Regions from separate parts of the Homo sapiens genome. Here region 1 is linked to region 2. Evidence: chromatin contacts called from ENCODE Hi-C data. All regions are on one chromosome and are shown on one strand. Each heading gives the region's core, a stretch centred on a gene start or an enhancer-like site at or near the end of the contact. The rest is flanking DNA. Distances are from core to core; before and after follow the strand shown. Region 1 has its middle 25 kb from the start of ACKR3. Region 2 overlaps COPS8-DT (COPS8 divergent transcript).

Region 1 (4,141 bases), core at 1,626-4,125, 420 kb before region 2:
GAAGAAATCAGGGAATCTTCCCAGGTGAGGTGCTACTTGGACATATATTTTCAAAGCAAATGAGTGAGAGTTATTCTAGCAGACAAGGAAAATGAGGTTGCTTTGGACAGAGAGAGGTGAAGGTGAGAAGGAGACCCACTTGCCTCTGGGGATCTCTCTTGGACTCAGGGGATGTGGATCAGTGGCAGGCACCCATCTGGGAGGATGGGGCTCACGTTTTGTGGACCTGTGGAAATGATATGGAGCAGGATATAAAAGTGGAATCATTTTGCTCAGCTTCAGAGGATCCCCAAGAAAATGACTGCTATGTTCCAAAGCAAAGTTTGAGGCCACTCTGCAGGAGGTGGTGAAGAAAACAGGCAGCTTTATTACTCTTAACCCTTTACCCACACTGAGAGTATAGAAAAAGGCTTGGAGATAAAAAGAAGATTTTGGAGAGAGTTATTGATATGTCGTGAGTCCCAATCCCACCCCCAGGGGAGTGGATGGATAAATGTATACCATGGGTAAAGAGATGAAGCCCTCACCCTCCAGAGTGGGTGCCCAGTCTACAGAAGGCATGGACCGGCAGGGAGGGGTAACTGCAAGTGAAATCGCACATTTTAATGGAGTCACTACGCTGGATGTTTGAACTACTACCTTGGATGGTCACTTGTATTATCTGGAAGTGACCAGAATACTGATGAAATGTGACCTAAATTTCATTCAAGGGCAGGAGAAGATTCAGCATCCAGTGTAAATTTGAAAGATTGATGGGATTCAAAATAAAATTACTATATCGTTATATCCACGAATTGAATTGTGCTTGTTCAATGACATAGTGGTTACAGATATGTGCAATTTTTTCTCCTGGGAGAAGGGTATATATATATATATATATATATATATATATATATATATATATATATATATACACTTTTTTTTTTTTGAGACAGAGTCTTGCTCTGTCACCCAGGCTGGAATGCAGTATGTGATCTCGGCTCACTGCAACCTCTGCCTCCCGGATTCAAGTGATTCTGCTGCCTCAGCCTCCCGAGTAGCTGGAACTACAGGTGCCCACCACCATGCCCGGCTAATTTTTGTATTTTTAGTAGAGATGGGGTTTCACCATATTGGCAAGGCTGGTCTCGAACTCTTGACCTTGTGATCTGCCCTCCTCAGCCTCCCAAAGTGTTGGGATTACAGGCGTGAGCCACCGCGCCCGGAGGGGTTCATATCTTTATAAGGACAAAAAAGGATCCAGGATTCAGAAAGGTTATTACAGCTTCTGTGGATGGGGGGAAGGCATTCAGTTGGGTCAGGGGTCATCGTATGATCAGCTTTGCGTTGTATGCATCATATGCATCGTATGATCAGTGGCTTCCTGTCGGAGCAGGTCGGAGAAAATGACTGCTAGGTCTGGAGGCAGGGAGACCAGTGCCAGGGCTGGGGGGCTGCTGTGCGAGCACAGGCCCTGCAAGGCTGAGGGCTCGTAGCTTGGGTTGGAGAGCTCAGGGCAGGCTGGAGAGATGCCTGAAGGCCTGAGTCGATGGGAATAGGGACGAGCAGATGTTGAAGACGAAGGCAGAATGAAGACGGTCCCCGGGATTCTGGGCTGAGCCCCTGGATGGATGGTGGTCTTGTAACCGAGCTGAGGGAATAAAAGGAAAAGTGGGGTCAGGGGGATAATGACTGGCTCAGACCAGGAATTCGAGGTACCAGGTTTTGTGCTTGGGAGAGAGATGTGGGCTAGATTTGGGAGAAAGTAGAGACACGGAGTGCAGGCAATTGTTTTAGAATCTTAGAAAGTATAACATAATATAGAAGACAGAATATGGAGTTTGTTGGTTTGCTTTTAATTGGGGACACTTGGATATATTTGTAGAAAACTCAGGCCACTAGTTTTCACTCCAAAGAGGAGAACTCTGGTCCACAGGTGGTGGCTGGCAACCAGGGCAGAGCAGAGGTGGGGAAGACACATGGCCCCCAAGGAGCCTGATATCTTGGGGCTGCCGGGCATGCTTGTTCACTATAGTCACTCAGGGTATTCGCCTTCACTGCCCTTGGATTCTGTGGGACACCCCGGGTCCTTTCTGTGCCTTCGTCATCTTTAGAAGCTTCCATGTGGCTGGGAGGGCTTCTGTTTCTAGCAACTGAAGGATGTGAGACAAACGCCCTGACTTCCAGGGGCTCTGTCGCCCAAGGGAGTTTGAGAGTTCGTGCCTGGTGGGCTCACTCACGGGTCTGAAATGCCCCCTCTGCTGGGATCCAGAGCCCTCCTTCTGTCACCCTGCCTAAGAAGACAACACCCAGGCTTTCCGCTTCATTTACCGTCTCAAAGTCACATCACGTAGAAACTCAGGGTTTCTATTTGACATTTCTTCCGCATTTGTGCAGATGTCTGTAGGAAAGACACATGCTACACCCCAGGATCTGGGAGCCAGAGTGCCACAGGCAGCCAATCAATGTTTAGACGATGATGTTCAAGGTATGGCAAGAAGAGTGCACAAAATATTAGGGCTCCGGGGAAGAATGAGTGTATCAAATCGTCAATAAAAGTGTGGCAGACGGACAAAATCAACTTTCAGTGCTGCACTTTACAACTTGGTTATGAAACACTACGATTTCATGGTATATGACACGGAATCTCTTCTATCTGGGGATGTAAAATAAAACCCCTGGGAATATACTTTACAGTTCTTATGGGGAGAGCTCACTGTGTTTTCCAAGCCAAATAAATTTATATTATTAGAAAGAGAAGTCATGTTTATTTATTAAATTATTTGCCTGGTTTAGTGTATCATTGTTGAATTTCACACACCGAAAACATACGGCGTAATGAGAATTGAAAAGCCCCAACTTTAAAGTCTGCGAGAAAGGAAATGAAGTTGTGGACAGCTGTTCTCTGTTTCTCAGCACGACTACAAAGGAGGGGCCACGTTTCACCACTGTAAGTTTTGCTTCCTTTTCAGAGACTCATTGCATGTATTCCTGGAGAAAATACAGGACCACGTTTTGTGAGTTGTGAAGCACCAACGATGCGATGTTTTGCTCCCGTACCAGAATTTTCTTTCTAACGATTCTTGGTCCCAGGAGAAGCTAGATAATTAGCTAAGTTTGTTGAATTTGTGATAGGAAGATGATTTTTTACATCGTTGTAGGCACAATGGGTACTTTGATGACAGGTGTGCCCCTGGGGGAAAAGGACCTCTTTGAGGCCTCCTTCTGGAAGGACGGCTTCTCAGGGCCCACTCACTGACACACACCTCTTGACTTCAGTGATCAATGAAGTTCCCCCTCTGTCTCTCTGAGTCCATCTCTCTCCACAAGGGCAGGGCTAGTTCACATTGTGATTTTTACTACATAGATACTTTTCCACTATAAATTTAATAAAATTTGTTGTCAGTTTTTGGTGGTTATAATGATAAATTAAATTTACAGGTATCAGAGTGTGCTCTGAGATTTAAATTGTAACATCCAAAGATGAGCAGACAGCCAGTCACCGTGGAGAGGGCGCTCAGGCCTGCCAGACGTGACCACCCTCCTGCCTGAAGCTTTACTCACTACAGGAAGAGAGGGTTGGAGAACCTGGGCAGCAGAGAGTGCGCAGAGCACCAGAGGCAAACAGATGTGGGCAGTGCCATCCAGACCCTGCCTGGGGATGGGGAGCCTCGTTCAGGGGACTGGGCGACCCAGCCCACTGGCAGGAAGGGCAAGGAGGCTGTGTTTCCTGTGACCGTTATGCAGGAGGCTCACTTAGCCCACTTCCTTTGCTCTGAATCCACCCCAGTGAAAGCATGTTCTCACTATGTTTTGGCTTCTCTCTAAGAGCTGCCTACAGGGAGAGAAAGGGGCTGGCCTTGGAGGTGGTTGTTCCCACTGTAAATCAATGCAGCATTGGCCCTGTGACTTTTGTCTTCCCCTGAACAGTACATCCTCTCTTGTCGGGCTTCAGCAGCATTGACTCTAGAGTCAGAGAGTTGGAGGTTGGTGGAGACTTCTTATTCCACCTGTCTTAGATGGCATCCATCACCCCTGTCCATAGACACACATTGTCATGATGACAGGTGGTTGTGAGACCTCAGCAATAATGATTCTAGAAACTGCAGAAAACCTAGTACAGTGTGAAGAAGGAAATAAAAGTTGCCCAGAGCCTCTTTAT
Region 2 (4,345 bases), core at 82-2,581:
AAGAGGAGTGATGTTGCTTGTGTGGACCTGTGCTTGGAGGGGTGGGGCTGATGGTCCCTGAGCTTGGAATTTTTGGTGGCTGTGTTGCAGGAAAGGCGGTCTCGATCCAGACCCCAAGAGAGGGTTCTTGGATCTCCAGCAAGAAAGAATTCAGGGCAAGTCCATACAGTAAAGTGAAAGCAAGTTTATTAAGAAAGTTAAGGAATAAAAGAATGGCTACTTCATAGACAGAGCAGCCCCGAAGGCTGCTGGTTGCCCATTTTTATGGTTATTTCTTGATGATATGCCAAACAAGGGGTGGATTATTCATGCCTCCCCTTTTTAGACCATATAGGGTAACTTCCTGTCATTGCCACGACATTTGTAAACTGTCATGTGCTGCTGAGAGTGTAGCAGTGAGCCAACTAGAGGTCACTCTTATCACTATCTTAGTTTTGATGGGTTTGGGCCAGCTTCTTTACTGCAACCTGTTTTATCATCAAGGTCTTTATGACCTGTATTTTGTGCTGACCTCCTGTCTCATCCTGTGACTTAGAATGCCGTAACCATCTGGGAATGCAGCCCAGTAGGTTTCAGCCTCATTGTACCAGCTCCTATTCAAGATGGAGTTCCTCTGGTTCACACACTTCTGACGGCTGGACGATGGCCTCTCTCCTCCTGGCTGATGCTCATCTCAATGGCATTTCCAACTGGCATAGGAGGTGTGAATGGCACAGCCTGGTTGACCAGTGTTGGACAGTGCTCTCATGAGGCATCTTGGAGCATTTGGACAGAGCTGGAGCCTGTCTGAGATGCCGATTCCCATTTTAGGACGTGGGCTCAGGAATGACACTGGCCTGCAGAACCAGCCCCAGCCTCCCAGTCTGCCTGCGCTGCATAAGAGAAAGGTTGTCTTGGGAAAGAGTGATGTAAACATGATCCAGTAAGAAAATGGCAGCATGGGGCACGGAGTGCTGGAGCGCTGGCTGTAGAGTTGTGGTTCTCACTGTGGTCGCTGGAGCATCACTCCACCTCATCTGGGAATTTGTTAGTAATGCAGATTCTCAGGCCCACCCCAGACCCTCTGAATCAGAAACTCTAAGGCGGCGGGGGGGGCCTTGAGTTAACAAGTCCCACAGACGATTCTAACGCAGGCTAAAGTGTGGGAACCACAAAGGCAATCAGCCTTCTTCAGCAGTAACGACCTGGGAACATAGGAACTTGTGGTGAGGGACTTTGCCTCTGATTTTTTTTTTTTTTTTTAGGTTCAGAACCTGTGTTCCATCAGTTTCAGTAACAATGCAGCAATAGGACAAGTTTTGATCAAACACTTTTCTGCTCCCTGTGCTCTGCTGAACGTCACCAAGGTCAGGAAGTGCGTTGTTAAATGCTCACCCTGTGTCTGTTAAAATGTAACCCCCAGGGCCTCAGGCCCCTCCCAGGAAGGAAGATGGGTGACCCCACTGGAGCCTGGCTTTCAGAGAGGTGGGGCCAAACGGAAACCTATAAATCCATTTCCAGAAAGTCCAAAGTCCCCATCTGTTTTAAATGAACATACGTTTTTAGTGACAGAAGACCTCTCCTTGAGCCCAGGGTTGAGAGGGTCAGAAGGAGGAAGGTTTGCTCTGGAAATCTGTGTCCTTCCAAAGCCTGGCTGTCAGCATTTGGGCAGCTCCTGAAGGGCATCTGTCCACCCGAAGCAAGGCTGGCCTGGGGGTCAGGGATCCAGACCTGGTTCCGGAGGGCTCCAGTGCCTTCATTCCTGGGCTGGGCACCCTTCCTGGAACTGGGACCCCTCCGGGTGAGTCAGCCTCACCCATGTCAACTGCATGTCCTGAACCACCTCCCCACTCCTATGGGCCTTCCCATCCCACGGTGCCCATTTGTCCTGGTAAAGACAGACTAGGGCTGCCACTGTGTCTGACTCTGCGTGGTGGAAGGGGCCCACTGCCCTGCAGCATCAGAAAGTTCCTCTTATCTCTCCCAGGTATTGGTGCTTACCTACAATTCTGCTTGCAAAGAAGAACGTTTTGAAAATCAGTTTCTATGCCCCACCTTTTAGACATTTATGGGGCTTTAGAAATAAGGTGCATCTGGCGCTGCAGTGTTACTGCAGAAACTGATTGGGGGAAGGGTTTAGGAAGGAGGAGATGCTGACACCAGAGTACAAACACGAGGTGGCTCTGCCAGTGGAAACCCCTGGATGAATGCCGTTTTCTTACAGATTGTGCCTGATCCTTCTGACCAAATGTGCACATTTGCAAAATACTGGGCTTGAGTCCGATGTGTCTTCTGGGGCCTTCTAATGAGTTAACCTAGTACATTCCCCAAGAGCCCACCCTCCCCGATTTGGCTCCAGGCTCGGGCAGAGGAGACATGCCCTGAGGACTGAATTCAAAGAGTTCATCTTACTGCTCAATTCTCAAGTAACAGAGCCCCCTTCCAGCACCGCAGCCCCTCCAGAGGCCCTGAGCATGCTCTTAGGCTAGCGTGGGTTTGAGTGTGTGTCTGAGCACCAGCTGTGGCTCCCGTAGCTGTGCCTGCCTTACCTGCTTTCCACCTGCCTTGGGCCTCCCGCCCACCCTTCCTGGGTGGGACTATGAGTTGGGACTTGTTGGGACACTAACTAAAAAGAGCTGCTTGCCACAGCCTCATGTCAAAGGACACCCCAAGCACCCTCCCTTCACCCCAACCCCTGTGTGCTCACCACACAGATGGTTGATTTATTAATAGTTCTTCCTCTAAAATGTCCCCTCCATGGAAATTCCACCTCCCTAGAAGACAATGCCTTTCTAAAGCCTGCCCCTCTGCTTTTCAGAGGACGAGATGCACACTGCCTGGGATGAAACCCTAGGATCACAGAATTATTTATTTCACTAAGCATTGAGCCATTGATTATATTAAAACAAAAATACAGACACACACATTTTTAAAGACAAAATTGAGACAACTTCAGCTTCTCGCTGGCTGCCCCCCAGCCACTCCTCCAGCTCCTGGGATCACACACACACATGCACCACCGTTGGGGATAATTTGGTGAAAAATGTCTAAAAGATTCAGGCCGACAGAAACCACAAATGTCAACAGGAACCATCCTCCGTTCTTTACAACTACACTTAGAATGCTAACCACAGACGAGGTCCTCAGGCGCTCTCCCCCCGACCCCTCACCTTTCTCCCCGTCACTCTCTCCAATTTAGTTCTTTCCTGCCTTGGCTCCTATAGGAACCAATAATTACTAGGTCTCCACAGCCTTGACTCTCCTGGAGTGAAAAGTGAGTTCTGGGCGCCATCTCGATTTTATCAGACTGGAAATCGTTTTCAGTATCAGCAGCCTTTCTCTTCAGGAAGGTGAACCAGCTTAACCACAGCTGAGCGTGGGGAGGTGGGAGGCAGACTCCCTGCGAGGCTCAACCTCGAAGGGCCAATGGCTGAGCAAAGCTCTGCGTCTGCAAACAGTGGCCTTCAAGGGTTTTCTGGGTGATTCTCAGCCTCTTTCCTGGGCTGTCTCTCTCCAGACACCTCCAACTTCCTCTCCGGGCCTTTGCACAGCCTTCTCTGTCTGCCTGGTTTCTCCTATGTGTCCTTAAGAGCCAGCTCTGATACTAGTTCAGGCCACCTCCCTTTTTAGTCCAGCTAAGCTAATCACTACTGTAACCAGGTGGTGAGCTGGCACATCTGAATCACCAAAGGGCTGATTAAAGCACAGATTGGTGGGCCACACTCCCAGAGATTCTGATTTTGTAGGTCTTGGGAGATACCTGAGAATTCGTATTTCTAATATGGAGCTCTTGGCTGCAGCTGCTTCTTGGGGACCACCCTTCAGAACCATTGCTCTAACCTTGGCTACTCAAATCGTGGTCCACGGACCAGCATCATCAGCATCACCTGGGAGCTTGTTCACAATTCACAATCTCAGACCTAATAGGCCTAATGAATCAGATTCTGCATTTGAACAAGATCCCCAGGGGATTCCAGTGCACATAAAAGATTGCAAAACACTCCTCCAAACTGAGCTTCTGGAAGACAGAAACTTTTTCTTACTTTTCTGTGTATTCCCAGTACCTGGCACAGGACTGAGTAGGATGCAAAGGCTGGGGCTGGAGCAGTCATTCTAGCCTGAGAGCAAACCCACCCTGGACAGGTCTGCCCACGTTGGTGCACATCAGACTGACCAGCACACACTCCCAGCAGGTCATTTGGCACTTAGAAGAAAGAGCAATCAGCATCTCCAATGACCCACTACCCACTAGGTTCTGAAATCTCACAAAAGCATACCATCACCTTTACACCTGGTGACTTAAAAGTCAAACCCGAGTTAGCAAAAGGAGAGTTTCCACATGTATGTTCTTACACTCTCTTTCTGG

Evidence for each region. A loop is a pair of places that touch in the nucleus more often than their neighbours do. Pooled maps may share reads with other maps.
Region 1: a pooled map shows a loop between it and region 2 (6-fold over the local background). The contact joins two enhancer-like sites. A Hi-C loop is called at or near these places in 2 of 168 maps with a recorded cell type or tissue (CD8-positive, alpha-beta T cell and ascending aorta) and 6 of 50 pooled maps.

Annotation. Positions count from the first base shown.
Region 1 is chr2:236,543,081-236,547,221 of GRCh38, forward strand. It overlaps a transcript of ACKR3 not described here. Among named protein-coding and RNA genes, the nearest start is that of ACKR3, 25 kb to the right of the region's middle. RefSeq lists enhancers at 2,043-2,172, 3,293-3,342. Within about 2 kb of position 2,876, at least 7 of the 41 ENCODE cell types and tissues checked have a DNase peak (open chromatin) inside an H3K27ac peak, as active enhancers do; they include CD8-positive, alpha-beta T cell, where a contact is called at or near this core.
Region 2 is chr2:236,966,865-236,971,209 of GRCh38, forward strand. All of the region lies in intron 1 of COPS8-DT (COPS8 divergent transcript), which reads right to left. Among named protein-coding and RNA genes, the nearest start is that of COPS8-DT, 120 kb to the right of the region's middle. RefSeq lists a silencer at 1,242-1,536 and enhancers at 1,242-1,536, 1,766-2,265. Within about 2 kb of position 1,332, at least 4 of the 41 ENCODE cell types and tissues checked have a DNase peak (open chromatin) inside an H3K27ac peak, as active enhancers do; they include CD8-positive, alpha-beta T cell, where a contact is called at or near this core.